Regions from separate parts of the Mus musculus genome. Here region 2 is linked to region 1. A link is a loop called in an ENCODE intact Hi-C map of the cell type or tissue named here. Cell type or tissue: heart. All regions are shown on one strand. Links, peaks and the distances in the headings refer to the core of each region. The heading gives the core; the rest is flanking DNA. Region 1 overlaps Gm31718 (a long non-coding RNA gene). Region 2 has its middle 9.2 kb from the start of Gm31718.

Evidence for each region. Hi-C counts contacts between places; a loop is a spot of excess contacts. Peaks named below come from ENCODE experiments on the same cell type or tissue, not always from the same donor. Only the 100,000 strongest peaks of a DNase experiment are listed, where the experiment ranks them.
Region 2: it touches region 1 in a loop (6-fold over the local background); 3 of 42 quality-filtered maps call a loop at or near these places.

What each region holds. Positions count from the first base shown.
Region 1 is chr8:126,804,657-126,810,034 of GRCm38, reverse strand. It overlaps Gm31718 (a long non-coding RNA gene), which reads left to right. Exons shown (of 8, transcript XR_879375.3): 8 at 4,322-5,328. Among named protein-coding and RNA genes, the nearest start is that of A630001O12Rik, 42 kb to the left of the region's middle. In heart, for the core only: a CTCF peak has its summit at 2,236; DNase peaks (open chromatin) are centred at 2,464, 3,244, 4,044 and 4,454; H3K27ac peaks cover 2,901 bases.
Region 2 is chr8:126,914,845-126,920,222 of GRCm38, reverse strand. No RefSeq gene overlaps it. Among named protein-coding and RNA genes, the nearest start is that of Gm31718, 9.2 kb to the right of the region's middle. In heart, for the core only: a CTCF peak has its summit at 2,850; DNase peaks (open chromatin) are centred at 752, 2,452, 2,842 and 4,972; H3K27ac peaks cover 2,585 bases.

The DNA.
Region 1 (5,378 bases), core at 170-5,169:
GAAGGAGGAGGAGAAGAAGGAGAAGAAGGAGAAGGAGAAGAAGGAGAAGGAGGAGAAGGAGGAGGAGAAGGAGGAGAAGAAGGAGGAGGAGAAGGAGGAAGAGGAGAAGGAGGAGAAGGAGGAGGAGGAGAAGGAGGAGGAGGAGAAGGAGGAGGAGAAGGAGGAGAAGAAGGAGGAGAAGGAGGAGGAGGAGAAGGAGGGGAAGAAAAAGGAGGAGGAGAAGGGGGAAGAAAAGAGGAGGAGAAGGGGGGAAGGAGGAGGAGAAGAAGGAGGAGGAGGAAAAGGAGGAGAAGGAGGAGGAGGAGAAGGAGGAGGAGGAGGAGAAGAAGAAGGAGGAGGAGGAGAAGGAGGAGAAGGATGAGAGGAAGAGGTTGAGTCTGAGTCTGAGTCTGGGGTGATGAGCCCTTGAGGGGTGCTGGCTAGGGAATAAAGAGAATGTGAACATTCTGGTGGTTTGCTGAGAGTGGACAGAGAAGCCAACAATGGTGGGTGTTTGGATTGGATGATGGCCAGAGTGTGCCCACACAAGTTCATGCTTTAGAAGTTTGCTCTTCAATGGAGATTAATCATTTCACCCAGTCCCTGCCTGACTCCACAGCTCTTCCAATACTCTCCCACACCCCAGACTTACTCACTGCCCAAGCCTGCAGACCAGACCTAATGGGAGATGAGTGGTCAGCGGTGGTCTTGCCTGAGAGAGATATTAGTGTAGTTCTCCTGATAACCTTCTTGGTTCTTGAGAGATGATTTTTAATAAAGGAGAAAGACTGGTCCCTCTCCCATTTCTTTCTGTCTTTCCATGTGATTTTCCCTTGATGTCATCTTCTGTGATCTGGCATGCTCAGGGAGCCTTTTCCAGAGCTGACACTATGCTCTTGAACAACATTGTGTGAAATAAACATTTTTTTTTTAAATAAAGTACCCTGGCATCGGTATTTTTGTTATAACAATAGAAAATCGACTCATACAAAGGTAGACTAGAAAATTGAATAAGGCCTGGTAAGCCACCTTAGGTTGGTAAATGGTACAGGTATGGCAGAAAAACAAAGAACACACTAAAGGAGTCCTTCCTGCCTTGGAGATTGACTGCAACAAAGTTACAGAACCAGTCTCTGGACAGAGGAATGCCTTCCAACGGGGAAAGGGTTTTGTGGACAGGGACTAGGGGCAGATCTCAGCAGTGACCTTCCCCAGCTTCATTTTCTCTCTCATGGACACTGTATTTCTGGTGTCCAACCACCACACACTTTTGGGGACCATTGATCCCAAGGGCAAAAGGAGTTGGAGGATGGCATGGCTCTCAGCACATGGCGTTCTGGCCTCTGTGCGTTGCCTGGGGGAAGACAGAGATGTAGTAACAGCTCTCTCTGGTGATCTCAGCTCTGGGGACACAGGTCAAATTTGGAAACCATTCTGCAAACACACATAGGCCCCAGTGAATGTCTTTTTTCTAGGACAGAGGTTGTAATACATGCGTACTGTTTTGATGAAGTTTATCGTCAGAGGCTTGACAAGTGGGTGTAGGGATAACAGAGCCAAAAAAAAAAAAAAAAGGAAAGAAAGAAAGGAAGAAGGAAAGGAAGGAAGGAAGGAAGGAAGAAAGGAAGGAAGGAAGGAAGGAAGGAAGGAAGGAAGGAAGGAAGGAAGAAAATCAGGATAGTTTCTCATTTGGGGACAGAAAGCTAAGCTAATAAAGGTCCCAAGCTAAAGGGGAATGACTAGAGGGGACAATGTGGGACCATTTTGGAGAAAGTGCAGCTCCATTTGCTCAAATACGTTTTACTGAGGAAGCCACCAGCCACAACAGTGTGAGCGGCCATCATTACAGAGTTGCTCCCCAGACTTCCCCTCGTCTACTCACCCATGTTTGCCAAGTACCAACCTCGGGCTGTTATTGGCATCCCACCACAGTCCTGTGAACACTACATCTGGTGCAGGTTTGTATGTACCCAGACCACTTTGCCTATGACCTAAACAAAAGTGTCTCTAGCTGCTCATCACCATCTCCTAAAGGTAATGGAAGGATGGCTCCTCATTCTCTCCCTGCCTTGGACCATGGCCTCTGAGAGGGTACTGGTTCCTTTGTCCCTGAGAAATGAGTAGTCCAGCCAATGCCTTTTATGACCTGCAACTTGGTCCCTATACTCTGGCTTCTATGGATCTGACAGGGAATGGTCAGCTGTAAGGATTTAAAAGAAAAAAGCTCTGGAGCTGTATGTGTGCATGCTCTAGGGGGCATGTGAGTGCCAATTGGGGTTCTGGCCAGGTCTCTTGAGAACTGTGGGTGCCACACACACATGGTTTGGTTGAAGGACAGAGGACAGAAGGGGCGGGGTGTTTGGGGGAAGAACAAAACGTTCATCCCGTTTAGCTTCCAGGAACATGAGGGTCAATGTGTAAAAGATGAAAGTCATCCCTTGCCAGCGAACCTCACCGATTGCACAACTTCCTACAACCCAGCTTTGGAGCTGGCCCTTGAAGAGAATGTCCCAACCTAGTGGCAATGGATTCAGGAACTTGGGGAGATGATGACATTCGTTCAGAGGTTGTGGTCCTCTGAGCCAGGTCACTTCTCCTGGCTCTGCTGCCTGTCACAGCCTAATAATAGCCATGGGACACTTTGGAACTTTAGAGTGACTGTGTTTAGCCCTCACGTTGGTGTGGACTGTCATGACATGGAGGACAAATGACGAGGATCAGCCAGGCTGCTCCCTGTGAGCACCTGCCAGCTACTGCATGTACAGTCAACAGGGCTTTTGACTTAATCTTCACTGCAGCCTGAAGAGATAATGATTTGGTTAGATCTTGGCCAGAGGGAAAGTTGCTCTCTCTCTCTCTCTCTCTCTCTCTCTCTCTCTCTCTCTCTCTCTCTCTCTCTCTCTCTCTGTGTGTGTGTGTGTGTGTGTATTAGTGAAGTTTAATGGTGTAGCAGAGTCTGCTATAATCCTTGATTTGTGTTATCTTAGATTATTTCAGCATCCACAGGACGGGGAATAAGGCTGAATGTAGACCTCAGGGACCCATCTTGGCCTCTGTGGGTGCAGAGGTGACATATATGTGTACCTTAATAGCAGAGGGGAGTCACTAATCTGCCACAGATACATCTTGTCTCTAGAGGTTAAAGGGGACAGTTTCAGAATACCCACTATGACTCCTGCCTTGTCTCTTTGCTCTTCCAAGGTCATCCTGCCTTGGGTTGATGGTGTTAACTAGGCCCCAACATGTAAAGGGGCTCACACAAATCCATGGGTGAATGTCTCCTAAATGAGCTGCTCAGGGGACTATTTCTGAATACACTGAGGAATGGGGAGGGGGTCAGCGGTATCTCCCGGGATGACAGTAGCTCTGAACACACTGGAGAGGACCCTGGCTCTTTGTGAGCTGTGTGTGCATGGTCAGTCATAGAAAGTAGGGTGAAGGCTGAGCAGCAAATATGGAGAGGACCAAGAATTCATCATGCAGTAGGATGGGGGAACCTGGGTCTGTCCCTAGTGTAAGGAGACAAAAGAAAGGTTTCTCCCAGACAAGAGCAGTGGGAATCAAGTAGCAGACAGAGAAGGCACCCAGTAGGAAAGGCCCCAGAGCTCACTTGGCCATGATGTCATGGTAGAGAGCTGCCAGCCTGCAGATGAGGCACTTGCCACCTGTCAACCGGGTGATTGATGCCTGCCTGAAAGGGTGAGGGCATGGGTGACAGAACTCGCCCTTTGCCTTTTCACATGAGGTCCTAGGGTAAATATGTCTTGGGACAGGTAGAATGTGAGGAAAGAGACACTGAGCTGTTAAGTCACAGGTGTGGGCCTCGGGTCACAGAAAAGCAGGGAGCCTGATGGTCTGGCAGGCCTGAAGGCTACTGGAAACAGAGGGTGGGAACCGGGGTAGCCAGGGAGGAAATGCCCTCGTCTCACAGGTTTCTTGAGAAGGAAAGTCTGGGCTGTTCTGAAGGGGAACTTAGAGACCAGGGACCGGATGTGAGCAGGGGACCAGGAGGAGGGAGGAACAATGGCCATTCTTCCACCACAAGCTGAACTTCCCCGAAACAGGAAGGGCCTGCCAGGAGGGGAGGGTCAGGCTGAGGGACAGGAAGGAAGGGGCCTGAGGGAAAGCCAAAGGCCTGTGTACTGTGTTTGGAATTCACAGGCCCCTGTCTGCAGGTCCCCAAAACAGTCAGCAAACTCAGTTCACACTGTAGGGTGTGACTTTCCCAGGCTCTGCTGCCTTCCCCTCTCCCTCTCAGGGCCTCCTCAGGACCCTGATGTGAGGCCTTGCAGGGCTTCTCAGGGCCTGGTTCTTGCATGCTGAATGAGTGTTTGTTTTTCAGGTCCCTGACACCTACGGTCTTCACACATGGGGAGGAGGAGTTTCCAGAAAAAAAACAAAGGAAGGTGGCCAAAGTAACCAAGGCACACAGCCTCCTCCTCTTTCGAAAAGACGCCTATCTCCAAAACAATCTCGGCCGCCCATTAAACAACACTTGTTCGGGACAGAGGAAGGGCAGCATGCAGGATCGCTGGGCTTTCCAAAGAAAACACTCCCGGTTGTCCGGCAGGCAACAATGAACAAAAACCTGAATGGCATTCACACAAGAGGGTGGGGAGCCTGGGCCAGGCCCTCAGGGTCCTTGGGTGTCAGTACAGGGCTCCTAGGACAGGAGCCACCTCCAGCACACACAGGATCCTCACCCAACAGGGACACAATGAGCAGGTGCTCCTCTGGAAGCCACAGAGAGGCCTTTGCAAGGAATAGCATCGGCCAAGAGTGTGCTCCTGGACTTCTAATCTCAGATGATACGTGTTCCTCAACGTGTTGTTCAAGCTACCTAGCTTCAGAGGTATTGCTGTAGCTTTCTTAGTAGAACAGCATGTTATCCATCAGGTCTAAAAGATGAAAGGGTCAGGAATACCACACACTTTCCCACGTGGCCATTGACGAGTTGGTGTCAAGGAAACAGAGAGGAGAATGGTTGTTATTATGGGCTGGGGGAAGGAGAGGGTAGTTAACCAGGCTAGGGAACAGGTGGGAGAAGTCACTTCTAATGTTTTGTAGCATGCTACAGTCACTATGGTTGAAAACAATGCATCAGGAGATACATTGTTTTATAAAGGAGATACATTGTAGCTTAGAAAGGAGATACATTGTAGCTTAGAAAGGAGATACATTGTAGCTTAGAAAGGAGATACATTGTAGCTTAGAAAGGGGAAGGTTTTCAAGGGTTCTTGTACACAGAAATGATAAATGTTTTATGTGATATGTAGGCCAATTGCCCTGGTGTAATTTTTACACCATGTATACAGGTATGGCAACATGTTATGTCTCATTCATATATACAGCTAGTATTGTCAATTCAATAAATATTAAAATGGGGGGAGGAGTGAAGT
Region 2 (5,378 bases), core at 268-5,267, 110 kb before region 1:
TTCCTACCTGCCTGCTTGCCTGCCTTTTGTTTCTTTTCTGAGACAGGGTTGGTTTCATGTAGCCCAGGCTATCACTAAACTCCTGATCTCTCTTCTTCCACCTTCTGAATGCAGGGATGATAGGTACCTACCATCACACTTGACTAGTTTCTTCCTCCCATAGGCAGATGGGATGGCCAGGCATGCTAGGAGGCTGAGGCAAATGAATTGTAAAGGGTTAGCTTAGGCTACACAGTGAGTTCAAGGGCCAGCCTGGTTTTAAGAGTGAGGCCCGGTCTCAGCCATCACCTCCACCCTCACAAGAGAGATGCGTGTGAGAAGGCCGAGGGAATCCACAAGTTGCCCACATCTTTCTCCCAAGACTTAGGCTGACAGCACTGCCCTCCCACCTAAGGAGATCGCAAGGAGATAGGCTGTGGCTCCTAAGGAATTTGCTGTGGGAAAAAATATTTCTCCAAACGATGACCAGGAAATATTGTCCTGACCAAGGTTGCTGCATGTGCTATCTTGGAAGCATGAGCTGAGGACTGAGTGCTATGTGATCTTCAACAGGGCCCAGTTCTCAGGCTCAGAACAGCCACCCCACACAGGCCACTAAGACCTCACTATCTCCCTTGGTTTACATTGCCATGCTCTCCTGTAGGACAGCCTTGACCTTGAGCAGGACCTAGGCTGGCTGGCTCAGCCTGTATGGAGGTGGGAGGCCACTCTCTGCTGACTCAGACCTGGCCTAGGGCAAGTTCATGCCTCCAGCCTGTGAGTAACACACTGGTGTTTCAGCTTCAAAGGCCTTCCCAGGATTAACCAATTAGTCACCCAGGAGAGCCACAGTGCGGGTTACTGTTGTCTTCACTAGGCTGGAACTGAGGGAGGGAGGGAGTAGGATCTCACTGCAGAGCAGCAGCAGCAATGAGGTGTAGGGTGTCCCACAGCGTGGGAGGGACAGGATGAGGCAAGATGGAGTTGGAGCTGATCACTGAATGAGAGTGAGAGACCTGGGGGAAGTCTCCGGGTCGGGGAGTGGGGGTTCTGGAGAGTCATGGTTCCATGCAAGGAACATCCTTCTTGGGACTGGGGAGATGGCTCAGCAGGTAAAGTGTTTGCTATGTTAGCTTAAGGACCTGAGTTCAGATCTTCCACAGATTACAGATCTTCCACACCCATATAAAAAGCTGGGCTTGTTGGGTCACATGCCTGTGACCCCAGAGCTGGGGCTGAGACATGGAAGACAAGAAGAGCTTTAGAGCTCTCTGCCCAGCTAGTTTAGCCAAAGCAGTGATGTCTAGGTTCAGTGAGAAAGTGTTGCACAGTAGAGAAAGGCTCTAAAGTCAGTGTCTGGCTTCCATCCACACACGCACACAGATGAACACACTTAAACACACACACATGCACAGATGAACTCATTTGTACACACACATACACACACTCATACAGATGAACTCACACACAGATGAGCTCACACACTCTCACACACAGATGAACTAACTCACACACACACACATACACAGATGAACACACTTACACATGCACAGTTAAGTTATACCCATAAGCATACACTGACACAGATGAACTCACACACACATGCATGCACTCTCACACACACATACACACAGATGAACTTACACATATACACACCTACACACATGCACACACACACATACAAGCATACACACACAGGTACTCACACATGCACACACACACACATGCACACAGACATGCATGCCCGGACACACATGCATGCATGCACACACATGTGCACACACAGATGAACTCACTTCCACACACACTCACATGCAGAGGAGGGAGGAAGAGGGGGTGTTGGTAGGGGAACTGGCCCATGAGGGCCACCATGTGTTCTCACCATTGCAGCCCAAACTTATCCTGCCCTTCTGAGCCTTCCTGGCAACTGTAGCAGGAATCTTGGAACAGTTTTTGGTGTGTGTGTGTGTGTGTGTGTGTGTGTGTGTGTGTGTGTGTGTCTGAGAGGGGGGGGGAGGGGAGGGGGAGAGAGGGAGAGAGAGAGATTCTTTTGGTGCAGGGAGAAACTTTTGAACCTTTGAGAGAGTATTTCACATATCCTAGGCTGACTTTGAACTTGCTCTGTCTGTAGATGGCCATAGTCTTGAATTCTTGATCCTTCTGCCTTCACCTCCTGAGTGCTGGGATTACAGGCGTGTGCCATCACATTCAGTTGAGTGTGAGGATTTGGGGACTGAGGGATCATAAAGACCTGCCACTCAAGTATCTTGCACATAACTATTGTAATATGGCCACACATGTGTCCCCCTCAGGTACGTAGTGAAGAAGGTGGGGTTCTTAGAGGAAAGTTAGTGTCTTGGAAGCTGATCGGACAAGCCCTTCTGTGAAGTCTCTCCACAGCTGCTTTTTATAACCTTGGCATCAGCATGAGCTTGGCAATGCCAGCACAGTGTAGCTGGAAAATATTTTCTGCCATTTGAAAACACACACACACACACACACACACACACACACACACACACACACTTGGAAAGGGGAAGAAGGGGGGAAAAGAACCCAGCCAACAACAAACAGAAGTTGTGAATGGTACAGAATGTCTTTGTGGAGTGCTTCCCACCCCCATTACTGCTCCAGTTCATTTTCTCTGCTGCCGATTTTAGAAGGTCAGAAGTCATTGTTGTTGTTAGGCTTTGCCAGTAGAAATGTAACTCTAAGAGAAGAGTCATGTCATAGGCTGTGGCCAGAAAGCCTTTGGAAAGCTGCTCTGGTGGGAGGTACACCTTTATCTGTGAACAGAACCCAGGTATTTTCTGGTAGGTGCTCTAGGGTGGGCCTGCCTCTCAGGAACTCAGGCTAAGGGAATCTCCAAAGCGCCCCCTAACAGGAAAAAGGGTTGATGCACCAAGCTGTCAGCTGTTCCATGTGACTCAGAAACAGAGTCCCTGTTGTTGACGGCAACCCGTAGAGAGGTCTAGATAAGGCTAAACTTGCCCGCTCACAAACTCCCTAACTTGGAAGAAGTGAAAGCTAGGAAGGACAGTAGCCAGGTCAGTGGTCTGAGCTTTGAGACTCTAGCAGGTTGAACATTTGGTTGACCTGGAAGACTGGAGGAGGCAGGTAGGGTCCTGTGATCTCCTCTGGCAGTTTCAATGACAATCAAAGTGAAGAACACAGCTGATTGACATTTCTAATGCCTGAGCTTAGGACCAGCCATAAAAACCCAAAGCCCAGCAAGGTGCCTGCAGCATAGTCAGCCATTGGTATGGAGGATGGCCCCACCATCTCTCTCTCTCCTCTCTCCTGTTATTCTCCATGGCTGGCCATTCCCAGAGGGAGGGGGACACTGTGGACCGGAGTCATCTCTGTCCACAGAGCTGGAACTGGGATGGTTGCTCCAAACGCTGTGTGTGTTTGTAGATAGTTGTGTGAGACCCAGGATTAAAGGCAGCTCTAGTAAGTCCAGTCCCAGAATCAGCCCCCGAGATGCTGAGCTGCCTGCACCTAAGGTGACTGTGATGGTTTGTATATGTTTGGCTCAGGGAGTGGCACTATTAGGACTGTGTAGATTTGTGATCCCAGCATGGAGGCTGAGGAGGAAGCAGGGGAAGGGAGATGCCTGGGGTGGATGCCGTTCTAGCTGAACTGATGAGCTTTGTTACAGAACCAAAACTGTGCAGAGTGATAGAGGAAGACACTGGGCACCAACTTCTGGCTCTTCATGCATGTGCATGAATATGTCCACATGCCCACACGAATATGCCCATATACGCCACATACATACACATATGAAGCAACAACAATTTTGCTGAAAGGACCCTGATATAGATGTCTCTTGTGAGACTAGGCCGGGGCCTAGCAAACACATAAGTAGATGCTCACAGTCAGCTATTGGATGGAGCACAGCGCACCCAATGGAGGAGCTAGAGAAAGTATCCAAGGAGCTAAAGAGATCTGCAACCCTGTAGGTGCAACAACATTATGAACTAACCAGTACTCCGGAGCTCTTGACTCTAGCTGCATATGTATCAAAAGATGGCCTAGTTGGCCATCACTGGAAAGAGAGGCCCATTGGACACGCAAACTTTATATGCCCCAGTACAGGGGAATGCCAGGGCCAAAAAAAATGGGAATGGGTGGGTAGGGAAGTGGGGGGGGGGTATGGAGGACTTTTGGGATAGCATTCTAAATGTAATTGAGGAAAATACGTAATAATAAAAAATATTTTAAAAAATGAAGCAACAACAAAAAATACCAAGTGTATGCTCTATCATCTATGCATGCTCCTTCATATATGTATGCTCCATCATCTATACTCCATCATATGTATGCTCCATCATATATGTATGCTCCATTATATATATATGCTCCATCATGTGTTTGCTCCATCATCTATGCATGCTCCATCATCTATGCATGCTCCATCATCTATGTATGCTCCATCATCTATGCATGCTCCATCATATATGTATGTTCTATCATATATGTTCTATCATATATGTATGCTCCATCATATATGTGTGCTCTATCATATATGTATGCTCCATCATGCATGCTCCATCATATAGACTTTTGGAGACAATTCTTTCTGAGTAGCAGGTAGTAGTGGGTAGTAGGATTCCTGAGTTCAATTCCCAGCAACTACATGGTGGCTCACAACCATTTATAATGGGATCTGATGCCCTCTTCTGGTGTGTCTGAAGACAGGGACAGACAGTGTACTCACACAAATAAACAAACAAGTACATCTTAAAAAAATCTTTCTTCGTGCCGTGTGTGTGGTTCCCATCCAGAATCCAGCACTCTGGAGGCTGAGGCAGCAGGCTAGAGCAGACATTTGAGGCCACCCTGGACCACAGTGGGAGTTAAAGACTTGCCTGGGTTATATATAGCAAGGCCCCATCTCAAAAAACAACAATAACGTTTTTTTTTTAAAGGATGGGGTGGGGTTGGGTGAGAAGGGACAGCCACTGCTGTCTGAGTCCCTCAGCGCTGTCAGATTGCTAAGTCAGCTTTTCCAGCAGATGGCTCAAACAGAGAGGGCATTGGGGGACAGGCACTTATTTCCATTCGGCACGCATGGTCTGCCTGAGACCTCTCTGTCCTCTGGGCACAGCTTCTGACAATTTGGAAAGACTCAGGAAATGAACTAGAATTTTTTAAATTCCCTCCTCTTCCTTTTCCAAGTCAGAGATGCCTTCCTGAAAGAGACAAAACAAAAGACCTGTGACTGCCTTCCGATGGAGAGGCTCATTCTGTATGGTGGGCTCAGGATGGCCCTCCTGGTGGACGTGTAGGAGAGGCATAGGCCATAGGAAGAGGCAGTGGGGGCCCGGAGACAGCTGTGGGCACTGAACACTCAGACAGTGACAGATATGCATCCTCACGTGTGTGAGAGCCCA